Linked DNA regions of Homo sapiens: region 2 is linked to region 1. The links are chromatin loops, found by intact Hi-C in ENCODE. Cell type or tissue: heart right ventricle. All regions are shown on one strand.

Region 1 (8,000 bases):
GCTTCCCACACTCCTTGGCTTGTGGCCCCACATCTCTCCAACCTCTGTTTTTGTCATCACCTCCTCTCCCTCTGCTCTGACTCTGTCCTCTTGTCTCCTCTTATAAAGACCTTTGTGGCTGGGCGCAGTGGCTCATGCCTGTAATCCCAGCACTTTGGGATCCCAAGGTGGGTGGATCACTTGAGGTCAGGAGTTTAATACCAGCCTGGCCAACATGGTGAAACCCTGTCTCTACTAAAATTATAAAACTTAGCCAGGCATGGTGGCATGTGCCTGTAGTCCCAGCTACTTAGGAGGTTGAGGCAGGAGAATTGCTTGAACCTGGGAGGCGGAGGTTGCAGTGAGCCGAGATCATGCCACTACACACCAGCCTGGGAGACAGAGTGAGACTCTGTCTCCAAAAAAAAAAAAAAAAAAAAAAGACCTTTGTGATGACAGTGGTCCCACCGAGGTAACACAGGATAATCTCCTCTTCTCTAACTTAATCGTATCTGCGAAGACCCCTTTGCTATGGAAAGTAACATATTTCTGGGTTCTGAGGATTCAGATCTGGATGCCTTTGGGGGATGAGGGGGATTATTCAGCCCACCACACCCATATTCTGGATACTTTACATTTTCACTAATTTTACTTTCAATTCTTTAAGTAAATTTATAAATAGGCCTTCAGTGAATTTCCTTGTGAATACATTTGAATGAGTTTCTCTGATGGTTTCCTCAGTGTACATTCCTAGAAGCAGAGTTATTCAGTAAGAACATTTTTAAGGACTTTTGATGTATATTGCCAAATTCTTTTCCAGAAAGGTGTGTGCATTTTTGACTCTGCAGCTATGTGGAATTCACCTTTACTAGTATTTTTTTTTTAAATAATTTCAACTTTTATTTTAGATTCAAAGGGTACACATGCAGGTTTGCTACATGAGTACATTGCATCATGCTAAGTTTGGGCTATGATTGATCCTACCAGCCATATAGTGAGCACAGTACCCAATAGGTAGATTTTCAAATTCTGCCCCCTTGCCTCTCTCTCCCTCTACTAGTCCCCAGTGTCTATTGTTACTACCTTTATGTCCATGAGGACCCAGTGTTTAGCTCCCACGTATACAAGAGAACACACGGTATTTGGTTTCTTGTTCCTGTGTTAATTCACTTAGAATAATGGCCTCCAGCTGCACCTATGTTGCTGCTAAGGGCATGATTTCATTCTTTTTTATGGCTGCATAATATTCCATCATGTATATGTACCGCATTTTCTGTGTCCAGTACCCTGTTGATGGGCACCTAAGTTGATTCCACGTCTTTGCTAATGCTTCACCAACATTGATTGGTCTTGTTGTTATTTCTCATTTTTGGGGTTAATTTGATAGTTAAAAATGGTGTCTCTTAATGTTGAATACTGGCAGACTAAACACTAATCAAATGTTTGTTAACCAAATACTTTTCTTCCTCTTTGACATAGGTACTCATCACTTTTGGCCACTTTTATATAGGGTCATGTTTAGAAGTAAGACCTTTATAGACAGATGTATCTGGTTTTGATTTTTTCTTTCTTTTTTGGCCCAGTGGTGTGACCTTCTGCAAATAACCATTGCCTGTCTTAGCATTCTCATTTTGTGTGCATAAATAACCCAATGCCGTCGTGTGAAACTTATATGAAATGATAAATACAGAGCATCCAGGTGAATGTTTCCGCTTGGTGAGAACGGGCTAAGGCATAGCTACTAGTATGATTATGCTAATGGGTATTGGAAATTGTTTAAAAATGATTTCTGAGATGTATTTATATATATGCAGACACACACATACATCTATATATATATAAAAGTATTACACTCTTGTTTTTATTCATTGAAAATGCTTTTCTAATTTCACATTTTTCTTCTTTTGTATTTTTTTTGCAGTGTCTTTTTTTGTGACTTGTGTTATTTCTGATTTTTTGCATTTATTTTATATTTAGAAATTATTTCTGTATACAACAAACCCCTGTGACACAGGTTTACCTGTGTAACAAACCTGCACATACACCCCTGAACCTAAAATAAAAGTTTGAAGAAGTTATTTCCTGCTTTCAAGATAATTTAAATATTTACTGTAATTTTCATATTTTAATAATTGTTTTCTTTGTTTTCACATAAATCTGTAAGGCATATGGAATTTGAATTGGTAGATATGTGATATTAGGATTAAGTAAATGTTTATTTCTTTCCATATTTTTAGCCACTTTTGCTAGTATTATATGGTGAATATTATACCTTTGAATTTTGCATTGAATATTGCTACTTCCATTATTATCATATATTAAGTTCCAGATCATTGTATGATCATTCTAGAACTTTCTGTCTTGTTCCACTGGTAGATCTATCCAGTCTTGTGATAGTATAATCCTGTTTTAATGATTGCAATATTATATATCTTTCGATGGACAAACTCTCTCGTTTCTTTCTCTTGTTTTATATGTGTTCTTAGCTATTTTACTCATCTGTTCAGTCTTTTCTGAATAACTCTACAACGATGTTTTTAATGTAAAAACCTTATTACTATCATGATAAATTTATGTATTAATTTGGGAAGATCTGGCATCCTTGTTCATGCATCTCATCTGGAAACTTAAAACCTTTCTTGATTTTGTAAAATTTTCTTTTGAGTCTCTGTAAAACTCTGTGGTTTCATTTAAATAGATCACACAATTTTGTTAAAGTACTTAGGTGTATATATTAATACAAGTATAATCGATCTTTTTCCATTGTGTCTTTTAAATGGAGATTGCTGTTATGTAGAAAAGTCATCGATTTGATTTTAAATTTTATTTGGCTAATTTACTGAGCTCTCTTAGTAGTTCTATGAGTTTTTACAGCTATTTTTTCTTAGTTTTACACTATACAATCAATTATCAAATAAAGCAGGATTCTTGCTTTAGTTTTCTAAGTTTTGCTCTATTTTATTGGCTGAAGTGTAAAAAAAAAAAATGTTAATGCCACTGGTGGGCATTCTTGTCCTTTTTCCTACGGTGCTTCTGGTATTTCAACATGAGGTAGGACAAAATAGGTTTTATCCTGATGGAAGTACTCAAAGATCATTCTGATTACCTCCATTGAATATCTTTATTAGAGTTATTAGAGAAAAAATGGATATCAGTAGCCCAGAGATATGAGACACTTATGTGTAAGTGACACTTATGTGTCTCTTAAATGACACTTGAGTGGCATTTTAGCACAATGAAAAGAACAGAGGTTCTGGGGTCAGGGACACTAGGGATCTAATGCTTGTTCCAGTACTTGCCGGTATTGGAACATACACACCTACAATTTTTATTTCTTTCTGTTTAATATATAGGTAATAATATTTCTTTCTAAGGCTGTACTGGAGATTCAATAAGCTATGGGAAAAATACCTAAGACATTACCTGATAGATAATAGGTACCGATTATGAAAGACATCCTACATGCATTAACTTTCTTTTGCAAAATGTGGATTGGAAACAGGCAAAATGAATTTCAGTAAGAAAGGATAGACCTTGATGATGACCTCTATAAGCTTCAATTTCTGTCTCTATTTACATGCAAACTGGAGGATTAAAGTCTCCCCTAATAGGGAAAATTCTGTAAATTCTATGACTCTAATTACAGCCACAAAAGCACCCATTTCTCAGATTCTGTTGCAAAGTGGGTTTCAGAGCAGCCCTGGCCCCAGAGAGAGGAAAAGGAAAAGCCACAGGAAACCTGGGCAACAGTTGCAGTTTCCTCCTTGGCCCCTTCTCTGAGAGCAGTGCTGCGTGTTGTTGCAGTTGTACTGTACTGTTCTACCGCGTGGATTCATAGTTAACATTTTTCTTCCAGGCACATTTAAAACGTTTGGCTCACATCCTCCTTGAGCTGTTTTATAAGGGCAATAACCAAGGCCAGGGTGTGCTCTTGTCAGCAGGCAAAGCACGCAGTGGAGGCTGCCAAAGAGTTTCCTGCTCGGGGGCCACCCATCCTTGGCCACAGGATGCATGGCTGGAGTTCATGGCAACTTGCACAGAGCGAGTGCTGGGACTTTCTGTTCTCAGGGTTCATGCTTTGGATTCCATCCTTCAGCCCTGCTGCATTGATCAGTGGAGGCTATTGTGTTTGTGCTTGTTTGGGACTAGCTCAGAACACATGTCACAGCAGCAGTCCAAGGCCTAGCTCTAAGGCTTGGGGCTGGGAAAATGCTCTTGAAAGACTAGCAAGCTGCCCTTCCCTCCTGTTAATGCAGGCTCGGAGTTCCCATGAATCAGCTGCAGGGAGGCAGGCATTCCCTCATGCTATTCTCTGTGAATTAACTTCTGGAATGAGCAGACAGCACAGACGCCAAGTGGTGGGTTTGAGCACTGTTACCCCACCCGCTTTGAAGTCCACCTTCGCATGAGCGGATCTCTTTTCATGTATTATTTATTGCCAGGGACTTTGATAGGAAGAATCCCCAGAAGATTGCTGAAGGTTTTTTTTTTTCTTCAGAATTCCCTTTGATTAGAAGCTGTTGGCTGTGCCTTGGGCAGCTGGCTCTGTCACAAAGCAGGGGCTCAGTGCATCCTCCCAGTGATAGCTGCCATGCCAGCACCAGTGAGGTTCTGGCTGTGACATGCCTGGGACACCCTAAAGAACTACACAAGTAGAAAGGGTATCATACTCCTTCACTCACCAGAAGGGAGGCAATGAGGTCTCATGAGAGGAAAGAACAGGGGCTCAAGCCAGAGAGATGCAAGTTGAAATGTCATCTCTTCTACTGACCCACAGTATGATGTTGACCTCAGTGTTCTTATCCACTAAATGGCAATAAAAATCTTGGATTCACCACCAAACTGTTGCAGAGAATCAATAAGCCATCCAGAGGTTTTCATTTCTTTCCTCTAAATTCCAAAGCTAGTCTGGAAACTTTAAAGCAGGCTGAATGACAACTCTACACTCTCTTAATCTTCTTTATTTATTTTCTAAATTTTTATTTGTTTATCTTTTTAGAGACAGGGCCTTGCTATGTTACCCAAGCTGGAGTGCAGTGGCTATTAATAGGCTCCATCGGAGCTCATTGTAGCCTCCTGCTCCTGACTACAAGCTATCCTCTTGTCTCAGCCTTCTGAGTAGCTGGAAGTATAGATGAGTGCCACCATACCTGGCTTTTCTTCATTTTTCAATCATTCATTCAGTCAGTCAGCATTCAAGAAATAATACTAAATTAAGTAAATAAACGATTAATTAAATAAAAACATTTCAGTGGCTTTAACATTTTATGTAATGTATTAGATGCTAAGAATAAAGAAATATGTGCTCAAGACACGGTCCCTTCCCTTGTCTATCTCAAAGATCAAAAGGTTAAATGACAATAAAATGTAAAGGATGTTACGGTGCGGAAGGTTCAAGAAGAAAGAAATGCACCCAGACAAGATATTTGTACCAGTTTATGGAATGACAGAAGGCCTTCCAGAAAAAAGGAACATGTAAGCAAGTAGATTATGTCAGTCTATAGAGGATAGCATAAAATATTACAAGAATTTAGAAATAGAGACCCTTTGAGAGTGACTGGAAGTGGCCTGCCCTTACAGGTGGATAGTCCATGCTCTGCCATATAAATGAATGGAAATGTCACGTCTTGCCAAAGTATTCAGGTTCAGGTTGTGATAGTCTGTCATTAAATTCAGCCAGGTCCCACTCAACAGGACTGCCTTTATCACTTTGAAGCAAAGATAGGCTCAACCAATCATGGGCTGCCTGAAAGCCAGGAAAAGAGATAGTTGATGTAAACCCAACCAGGAAAGAGATCGGACGGACTGTGAGGCAGAATGTAGCTCATCAACCTCATTTCTTGTTCTTGGACACATAAAGGCAGCTCATTTAATAGCCTCTTCAGAGCCATGCGCCTGGGTGCTGGCCAATTGAATGTCGACAGAGTGTTGTATGACATTTCTAGCCTTGACCATGAAAGGTTTAATATAATCTTCCATGCACCGTGTCCCCCACCTGCATGGCAGATTCACACACCTGGATACCTGACTTATTGCCTGGAGGAGAGCTACCCAGTTGCATCGCCCAGCCTACACTGAACCATTATGTGAGCAAGAAATATTGACCATTATGTGAGCAAGACCTGTGAGCAGGTCTATTGTGTTAACCTGCTGAGGTTATAGAGGTGGTTTACATAGCAGCTAGCGTTACTTAACTTGGCTAATGTGTGTATCTAAACCATCTAGAACCATGACCGACTCATAGTTGACATCTAAGGTCATTAAATTGAATACATGGTAAGAGGTCATCAGTATTTGTTGTACTCTACCAAAGGCCTTGTTTGGGTGAGTGAAGGGCACAGTACCTGGTGAGCTTGAGGATTCTGGTAATCAGTTCACCGGGTCTAACTCTGGGTCAGGAAGGGTCCATATAGCTGAGAGCTACTGGAGCTATTCTGCATGCTGACCAGGTTTCTGGAAGCACATCCAACTCTCCTAACTGGAAAGAGGTATCTGGAATAGCAAAACCAATTATTTTTGCTCTTAGAAGGGTCTCTATCCCATTATAAATTTTATATTGGTAACCAATCTGCATATTCTTGTTTTATGAGTTTGGCTATTGCAGTTGATCCATCAAAGTTTGGTCACTTCGAGGTATGCTGGTGAGATTGACTTCCTGGAATTTTAAAGTTGAGGAACTGATCCTGTTAACTTCATCAAAAGAATATGCAACTGGCTAGCCGGGATTGAGTGATAAGCTGGTCTCACTTTTAGAAAATCCTTTGCTAATTACATATGAAATGATGATGATGATGATGATGATGATGATGATGATGATTGCTATCATTCATTCAGTGCTTATCAATTTCAGCTACTCTCTGTTAATCATTTTACATCATCTCATTTGATTTTTCACAATAACTCTTAGAAGTACAGTCATGTGTCCCATTATGACATTTCAGTCAATGATGGTTTGCATATGTAATGGTGGTCTTATTAACTTATAATATTGCATTTTACTGTATCTTTTCTATGCTTACATACACAAATACTTCCCATTGTGTTACAATTGCCTACTGAATTCAGTATAGTAACATGCAGTACAGGTTTGAAGCCTAGGAGCAATAGGCTATGCCATATAGCCTAGGGGTGTAGTAGGCTATACCATCTAGGTTTGTGTAAGCACACTCTATGATGTTTTCCCAATGACAAAATCACTTAAAAACATTTCTCAGGACATATCCCTGTCATTGAGTGATACATGACTGTAGTTGTCATTGCCCCTATTTTCAGATGAGGGAACTGAGGATCAGAAAAATGTGGTGACTTGCTTTAGAATACATTTCCTATAAATGTCAGAGCTAAAATTAAAACTCAACTCTCCTGGACTGCAAAGTCCAAGTTCCCTTAATCCGATCAATCATTTTCAAACTGCTCTCTGCTGAGCTGTAAGTGGCCTAAGAAGCCAATCCAGGATTGGGAGTGGAGCATGAAAGAATAGATTTCTGCCTCCTTACCCTACTTTTTACCAGAACAGAGCCTCTTCTCCTTGACTTTTTTGTTACTGATTCCACCTAACTTTTGTTTGAGCAAGGGGTTCTAGGCTAAATAAAGACTTTGAAAATCACTGCAGCATACCATAATACGTAGGAGGAAATTTTGTAGAAAATGAGTTTTATTTCTGAACACAAGGAGTGCGTTGTGATTTATGGATTCTCCTCTTCTTTTGTATCTTCTTCCACATTATCTGAAGATACTTATTCTCCCAGGAGTCTAAGCTTCTTGAGAGCAGGGACTCTGGCTAGTCATAATTTCCCCCCGCTCACCGCCAATACTAAGTAGAATACTAGGCAGACAATTGCTACCCTAGTTCACTCTCAACACTGCCTCCTAAACGATTATTTTAAAGCACGACTCTGATTATGCTACTTACCCAATGTTACTTAATATTTTTCAGGGACCATTGTTACTCCCAGAATAGACCAAAATTTCTCACCAAGGTATCCAAGTCCATTCTGACAGCATCCCAGCATCCCAGACAC
Region 2 (8,000 bases), 560 kb after region 1:
TTTATGCCTCTTAAAACTTTGGCCTAAGGTGCTTTGCTCCCATTCCTGGGTACAGAACTAGAAAATGGAGCCAGATCCCAGCCCTTGATGTGTGGACAGGATGTGGGAAGGTAACAAAGGGAGAAAAGGGGTGAATGAAACGCCCAAGATGGCTTAAGAAGCAGTCTCATCTGGCCAGGCACGGTGGCTCATGCCTGTGATCCCAACACTTTGGGAGGCCTAGGTGGGTGGATCACCTGAGGTCAGGAGCTCCAGACCAGCCTGGCCAACATGGCGAAACCCCGTCTCTACTAAAAATACAAAAATTAGCCAGGTGTGGTGGCGGGCACCTGTAACCCTAGCTACTCAGGAGGCTGAGGTGGGAGAATCACTTGAACCCGGGAGGTGGAGGTTGCAGCGAGCTGAGTTCGCGACACTACACTCCCACCTGGGCGGCAAGAGCGAAACTCTGTCCCCCAAAAAAAAAAAACGAATCAGTCTCATCAGTGCAAATGCTCGCAGCTCCCAAATTAGTTGGGAGCAACTGGACCCAAGAAACATTCAGCAAGCACACGCATCTTGAGGTTGTGAAGAACTGTTTAAGAGTCAGACTGCTGGACGCAGTGGCTCACACCTGTAATCTCAGCACTCTGGAAGGCCAAGACTGGTAGATTGCTTCAGCCCAAGAGTTAGAGAACAGCCCAAGAGTTGGAGACCAGCCTGGGCAACATAGTGAAACCCTGTCTCTATAAAAAGTACAAAAATTAGCCAGGTGTGGTGGCAGACACCTGTGGTTCCAGCTACTTAGGGGGCTGAGGTAGGAGGATCACCTGAGCCCAGGGAGGTCGAGGCTGCAGTGAGCCATGATTGTGCCATTACACTGCACTCCAGGCTGGGCAACAGAGAGTGACCTTGTCTCAAAAAACAAAAACAAGCCAGTCTTCTAGATTCATGACCCCAGCTCTGCCACCTACAAGCTACCTGACCTTGGGCCATGACTTAACCTCCCTGTAACATGGGAGTAAATAGTCCTTTCCTCCTAGGGTTGAGGAATGCTTGGAACAGTGCCTAGTACACAGCTAATTCTACAGTATTGTTCACTACTATTACCTGCCTGGAGCTTTAATGCACTATAATCTCATAGAATCTTCCTAACAAGCCTGGGAAAAAGTAATTATTTTATAGATGAAAAACCTGAGGCTCAAGTCATACTGCTGATTTGCAGCAGGGCTGGGATTTAAAGACTCCCCGGTCTTTCCAACTTCAAGTTCCACTGTCCCGTGTTCCCTCCCAGAGAGAGGGGATAGAAAAGGACAACACCGTGGGGGAGGGGAGGTAAATCATGTGGAAGGGGCATGGATGCCATTGGGAAAGGCTCAAAGTGGGAGAGGCTGCCCGGTGGGGAGGTCTGATGGAGACAGTTTTTCCCCATGACCTCTTGAAGTGCCACTTCCCAGAAAAGATGATGGCTGCAGGCTGAGGGCACACTGGGGACTCCACATCTTTCATAGCCATTGCTGAAGTCTCTGAGCCTCAAGAGAAATTTACTGCAGACCACACATCGGCAGCCATGAGAGGGAAGGCGGAAGGGCAGGCCAGATGGGACAGTCCCCAGGCAGGACTCTGCACAGGCTCTGGGGCTGTGGGGCTCTGGGCTGACCACAGCCTGGAAGAGCCTAGTGACACCCTGTCACCCCTAGACTCCTCAGTTCCCAGACACCTTGTTCTGATGAAGTGAATGGGGAGGCTGGGCCTGGGGGTGGGAGAATAGCCACATGATAGCCCCTCACCCCTGCATGCCAGCAGGCAGCAGGGAAGGCAGACAGGAGCCCAGAGGGCCAGCAGCAGTGACCACGGGGCCTACATTTTTCTGGCAACGAGGGTTGGCAAGGGAGAACAGACAGAAGCCTGCTATATCAGGCTGGAAAGAGAAGGACTCTCCTCAGCTTGGAGAAATTCCTGCCTAGTACCATTTGCCCATTCCCAGACTAACCAAATGTTAGAGCAGAAAAAGGGGCTTTCTGAGGTCAGCCAACAGGGCCTCCTTACTTTGCAATGGAAAAAAATTAGGTCACACAAAGTTGAAAGCTATTGTAAAGGAGACCAGAACTTGGGTGCCTCAATACCTAGTCCCATGGTCTTCAGGGCATGCATATGAGATCCAGAATCAGGTCACCATGGCTCTGACTCTGGATCTGCCCCCAGCCATCAATCTGCACTATTCTAGAAGCTTCCTTCAGGTTGTAGGTTCTATAGCTCTGAGATAGAGTGGCATGCACTGTGTGTGCACGTGTGTATGTAGTATGCGTCCATTCAACAGCAAATATTTATCGAGTGCTCCATTTAAGGCCCTGGAGATAAAGCAGTTCACAAATAGAGGAAGCCTCTCCACTGTGTCTCTAGGGCTGACTTTCACTACAGAGAGAGCCTCATGCACAATTTGTGCCTAGACTCAAAGGTAGGATGTGTCCTGTGCACACCATCAAGAGCTACAGCCCTTCTCCGGGTCTCCTTGTGCTTCACAGGGGTTTTGGACAAACCTTATGGGAGCATTTCCCCAGCCCCAACCCATGCCCTGACTCCCGCCTCCCATGGCACCCCAGGGTGCTGCTTCGGGCATTTGGTGCCCCGCCTTGCAATCACTGACTTCCTGAGCAACCTGAAGAGGGACTGTACCTACTTCACCTCTTAATCCTTAGCACCTGGTGGATGCAAGCTCCCTAGGAACTCCCGTTGAATAAAGGGATGATTAAATGAAGGCACCGATTCTCAGTTTCTCTCATCTGTAAAATGCAGGTGATAACTATCTGGATGACTCCTGATTTTCCTCCAGATCAGATGAGACATAGGAGATGAAAGGACCTTGGAACTAACGTGCTGTTCTTCCCAAGATACAGTTCTTATTATCCCCCATAAAAATGGCACCAGCTCAGTGTCTCTGAGAAAGGACTCAGCTATAGAGAGCCTCGGTTTTTATCCGGGAGTGTGTGCTTGAGCATGAATATGTGTGTGAGTGTGAGTGTATATGCTGGCCTGGAGAGCCAAATCGACCCCATAAGAAGATGTAATTTCAAGGAGGCTTCAGGGAACCCAGACCTCCTCCCTGTCTGTCCCTATTTACAGGGACATATGGCTGCCAGGCCAGCAGAGCCCCAGAGGAGTTCAGCCCTCAGCCGAGGACAAAGGGAAGGACGGGAAAGAGAAAGCACCCCCAAGAGCCCTTGTCTCTCCATCGTCCGTCCGTCTGTCAGCGGCAGCCAGTGGCTTGCCAGGCAGGACGGAAGCGCTGCCCGGCCATAAATGACCGCTGGCTCCAGGCTGGCCACCCGCCCTGGCCGCCCGCACGGAAGGGCCGGACTTTACCCAGCAAATCGGGAAGGAACTGAAGCCTCTGAACTTGGGACTTGGGCTCCGTCGATAAGGCCAGTGGACAAACAGAGGGCAGGGACCAGGGCTCCCCTTTATACACACAGAAGCCCGGCTCCAGGCTGATACTGCTGAGATCTTTGCCCTTTAGTTCAAACAGGAAATCTTAAAATGGAAAATGAGCTGCGTAAGGAAGGGGCGCGGCCACTAGCTTACAGGGAAGACGGAGCAGGTTGTTCGCCAAAGAACGTTTTGGCTCCACGCGGCCTGGGGTGTTTGGGAGGGGTCAAGGGTCTGCCTGGGGAAGGGAGAAGGCAGCCTGGCAGGTGAGGAAGCCCTATAGGCAGCTGTAGGGCGGGGGGAGTGTCAGAAACCTGGGTCTGAGCCACAATACGCAACTGATCCGTGGTGTGGCTTGTGGGGAATGACTTCACATATAGGAACCTCAATTTCTCCATCCATAAATGTGGCTAGCCATACCATCCACCTAGAGCGCTCACAGAGGATCTGAATGAAGTCATGGTGTGAAAGTGCCATGCAAGTCACAACCCTACATCCTGGCAAGGCCCTCCCCAGAAGGAATTTCACAATCACAAGGGGAAATCCAGAATAACATCTCCAGCCCCCCATGCCACCCCTGTACACCCCCGTGCTGGCAGTTCAAAGAAGAGAAAATTGGGAGAAGAGAAATAATTAGAGAACGCCAGCAGTCTCTCTGCTGAGGTTTCCAAGTAATTATTCACCTGTAAATTACTCCTCTCACCTTAATTCTATCTCCAGATCCTTTAGACAAGGTAAATTCATTTATTTACATCTCTAACTATCCTGCTTTGGTAAACATTCCAACAAGGTTGGATGGCCCATTAAAGAAAAAAACAAGTGAAGAAGCGAGGCAAGCAGGAGAGAGAGAGATTAACTACTGGTCATTACTGGCATTTGCAGAATTACCTCCAAGGGTAATTAATGAGGAATCATGCCAAAGCAAACCTCAACTTGAGCCAAAAAGGAACCCATCACAGCCAGGTGGAAACTACAGGCGGCCCCACTTGCAGATGGCCCTCGCTTCTCACCTGCAGGATGGGACCCTTCCAGGAGGCTCCCCTTAACTCCTTCTGCCTCAGGCAGTGGTGTGGGCTGCACCTTCATTTCAGGAAGAACTCTCCTTATCTGGTGAGGTCACTTTTGACTCACCCCTCTCACTCACAGACCAGCAATCTTTCTGGGCCACCCCCCAACCCAGGCCTGGCCATTTCTGGGCCTGGCACATCTTAGCTGCTCAATAAACAGATGGCTAGGCATGGCGGCTTATACCTGTAATCCCAACACTTTGGGAGGCCAAGGCAGGAGAATCACTTGAAGCCAGGAGTTCAAGACCAGCCTGGGCAACATAGACAGAACCCATCTCTATAAAAATTTTTAGTAGTGACACGCACTGTATTCCCAGCTACTTGGGAGGCTGAGGCAGGAGGATCACTTGCACCCAGGAAATTGAGGTTATAGTGAACCATAATTGTACCACTGCACTCCAGCCTGGATGACAGAGCAAGATCCTGCCTCTAAACAGACAGATAGTAGCTGCTGAGTGAATGGATCAATGTACTATTCATTCTAATTTCCTAAAGCCTCTTGAACTTGCCAAATTTCAAAGTCACCCCCCCTCCCAAGATTAAACTCACCATCCTTTTTTGCCTGAACCAGAGCCTCCAAAGGGCCTCTCCGCTTCTAGTCTCTCCTCCTTTCCTCCTCCACACAGATTTAACTCTCAAAAAGGTAAACTGAAAAATCAAGCAAGATAATACTTCAGCTCCGACCACTGAGGAGAAGGGCGGGGTTAAGAGAGTGGCCCCTAGAGTCAGATAGCCTGGGTTGAAGTCTGGGTCAACAACAGACCACCTGTGTATACTTTGGGTCAGTTACTTAACATCGCCGAACTTAGTCTTCTCATGGCTTCTTCACCTTAAAATGAGAATAACATCTATCCCACTTACAATGGCTGTTGAGTGCATTATGAGTTAATGAAGAAATGCCTTGCACCTGATGAACACTGGCTGTTAGCAGCAGCAGGGAAATTAGTCTCATCAGCATCGTCCTTACTAGAAATGCCTTCACTGCCTTCTCATTGTCCTCACATTAAAGCCCAAGCACTTTAGCATGTCAAGACACATGGAGTTCACAAGGACAAGAGCCTGATTCCTGTCCTGGTCCAGAGTCCAGCTCAGAGAGCCCTCAATAGATATCACGAATGGATAAATAAATAAATGAAACCAGGCCCTGCTCTCTCTCAGCCTCAATTCTCACCACTTTCCCACCCTCCCTAGTCCAGCCATAGAAGCCCTTGCAGTTTCCCAAATGCTACGTGCTCTCTCAACCTCAGCTCTTTGCACAGGCTGCTTTCTCTAAGAATGCCCTTCCAGGAATCCAGGCACTGCATCCCAGGACCCAGGCATTCACAGACGACAAATGCAGAGAGGCGACCTTAAATGGGCTCGTCTCTCAGAGGTGTATCCCATTTTGGACAGTGAGTGAGCCAGAGGGTTGGACCTTTCAACTGGCCTTTTAAAGTTCATGTGTCTTCTAGAAAGAGCTTTCTAGTGGCTTTGAAATATCCAACAACCCCATGAAAGGGGAAGATAGATATGGGTCTCCCCAGCTTTAAAATGAAAGAATTGTGGTCCATAAAAGGCCAGTGACTTGCCCGTGGTCACCACTTAGTATCAGCAGTGACATAACCTTAAACTTTCCAAGACCACAGAATAGGGGAAAGAACACAGACTCAGAAGCAGGTGTGAGTTTGCAACCCTGGCCAAGACTTTGAGCAAAGTTCACCTCTTTAAGCTTCTAATTTCTCCATCTGTAAAGCAGGGGTAAGCATAACTTTCCTGCAAGGTGGTTTGGGAAGATGTGTTGAGACACCTACCACATGAGAAAGCACCCAGCCACTGCCTGGTCCTAGAGGCAGAGTCACTGCATGAAATGTGAGTGAAGGTTTGGAGAGGAGAGGGAGGCTGAACAGTGGCAGGTGTGCAAGGATCTGGAAGTGGCAATGAAAAGCAGGAGAAGGCAGCCTCTGCCTCCACATCTGGAGTCAGGAATTTTTTAAAACCTTAACTCTCAAAGGCCAAGGGCAAACGGTATCCTCAGCAGAGAGTCGAGGGTCAGTTAAGATAAGAAATAGAGGCAAAATTAGGGCTAGAGACGCAGCTCACAGGCAGCCAGCAGCCAGCATTCGACTCACACACACTCTGCCCAACTGGGATAAACTTCTGAGAACCAAGCCCCTTTAAAGTTGCCTCTCTGGGTTTGTCGTCTGTGAATGCCTGGGTCCTGGGATGCAGTGCCTGGATTCCTAGAAGGGCATTCTTAGCAGAGAAAGCAGCCTGTGCAAAGAGCTGTGGTCGAGAGAGCATGGAGCATTTGGGAACTTGCAAGAGCTTCTGTGGCTGGACTAGGGAGGGTGGGAAAGTGGTGAGAATTGAGGCCGAGAGAAAGCAGGGCCTGGTTTCCATGAGTCATGCTAAGGTGCTTGGCCTTTAATTTGAGGACAATGAGAAGGCAGTGAAGGCATTTGTAGTAAGGACGATGGTGTGAGAGTAATTGCACTGCTGCTGATTAACAGCCAGTGTTCATCAGGTGCGAGGCATTTCTTCATTAGCTCATGAGAAAACCACAGTGATGGGATCAGGTGAACTTTTCCAAAAAAGAGTTGGAGATGGAAACCAGAGCGGTAGCTAGGACCAGGAGGTAGGGAGAGAGACTTGGAAGAGGCAGAGGCCAAAAATATGCAACAATGACCAGCAATAATAGAAATGTCACCACAACAATCAGAGAGTGAAATTAGCTCCTGGTCATTACTGGCATTTGCAACTTCTATTTATTCAACAGTTTCCTCCACATGACTGCTAGGAGATTCTTTTTGTATCTCACTAAAAGAGTAAATAATCGGCCGGACACAGTGGCTCATGCCTGTAATTCCAGCATTTTGGGAGGCTGAGGCAGGTGGATCACCTGAGGTTAGGGGTTCGAGACTAGCCTGGCCAACATAGTGAAACCGTATCTACTAAAAATACAAAATCAGCCAGGTGTGGTGGCACATGCCTGTAATCTCAGCTACTTGGGAGGCTGAGGCAGAAGAATCACTTGAACCTGGGAGGCGGAGGTTGCAGTGAGCTGAGATCACGCCATTGCACTCCAGCCTGGACAACAAGAGTGAAACTCTGTCACAAAAAAAAGAATAAATAAATAAATAAATAATCTCATAATGCTAAGAAGCAGGTCAAGACACATGAAGTTCACAAGGATAAATGCCTGATTCCTGTCCTGGTCCAGAGTCCAGCTCAGGGAGCCCTCAATAGATATCATGAATGGATAAATAAATAAATAAATAAAGAGCTAGCACTAATATCACAAGAGCAAATCCCCAGACAGCCCTTAAATTCATATTTACCAATAATCCCAGATTCTTTTATCTTATTTTCCAAATGACTGATTAAGCAGTTACATAAGTAAAAAAAACTGCTTGAGTTAAATCAACCTGAATTAACACCTGCCTTCTCTATTTGCCCCTCTTGGCCTCAGTTTCCTCATTTGTTTAATAAATATTATTGTGTATTTGGGAATTCTTGAGGAGTCAGGATAATGTATATATAGTGTCATCC

Evidence for each region. Hi-C counts contacts between places; a loop is a spot of excess contacts. Peaks named below come from ENCODE experiments on the same cell type or tissue, not always from the same donor. Only the 100,000 strongest peaks of a DNase experiment are listed, where the experiment ranks them.
Region 2: a loop joins it to region 1, with 2.2 times the contacts of the local background. A loop is called at or near these places in 2 of 110 quality-filtered maps.

What each region holds. Positions count from the first base shown.
Region 1 is chr9:108,138,878-108,146,877 of GRCh38, reverse strand. All of the region lies in intron 4 of LOC105376214 (a long non-coding RNA gene), which reads left to right. Among named protein-coding and RNA genes, the nearest start is that of KLF4, 650 kb to the right of the region's middle. In heart right ventricle, no CTCF peak of the experiment used is centred here; a DNase peak (open chromatin) is centred at 4,007; H3K27ac peaks cover 1,961 bases.
Region 2 is chr9:107,583,199-107,591,198 of GRCh38, reverse strand. LOC105376205 (a long non-coding RNA gene) reads right to left here. Exons shown (of 9, transcript XR_930217.2): 4 at 5,022-5,120. Among named protein-coding and RNA genes, the nearest start is that of KLF4, 97 kb to the right of the region's middle. RefSeq lists enhancers at 2,798-3,322, 3,323-3,848. In heart right ventricle, no CTCF peak of the experiment used is centred here; a DNase peak (open chromatin) is centred at 3,498; H3K4me3 peaks cover 998 bases; H3K27ac peaks cover 3,270 bases.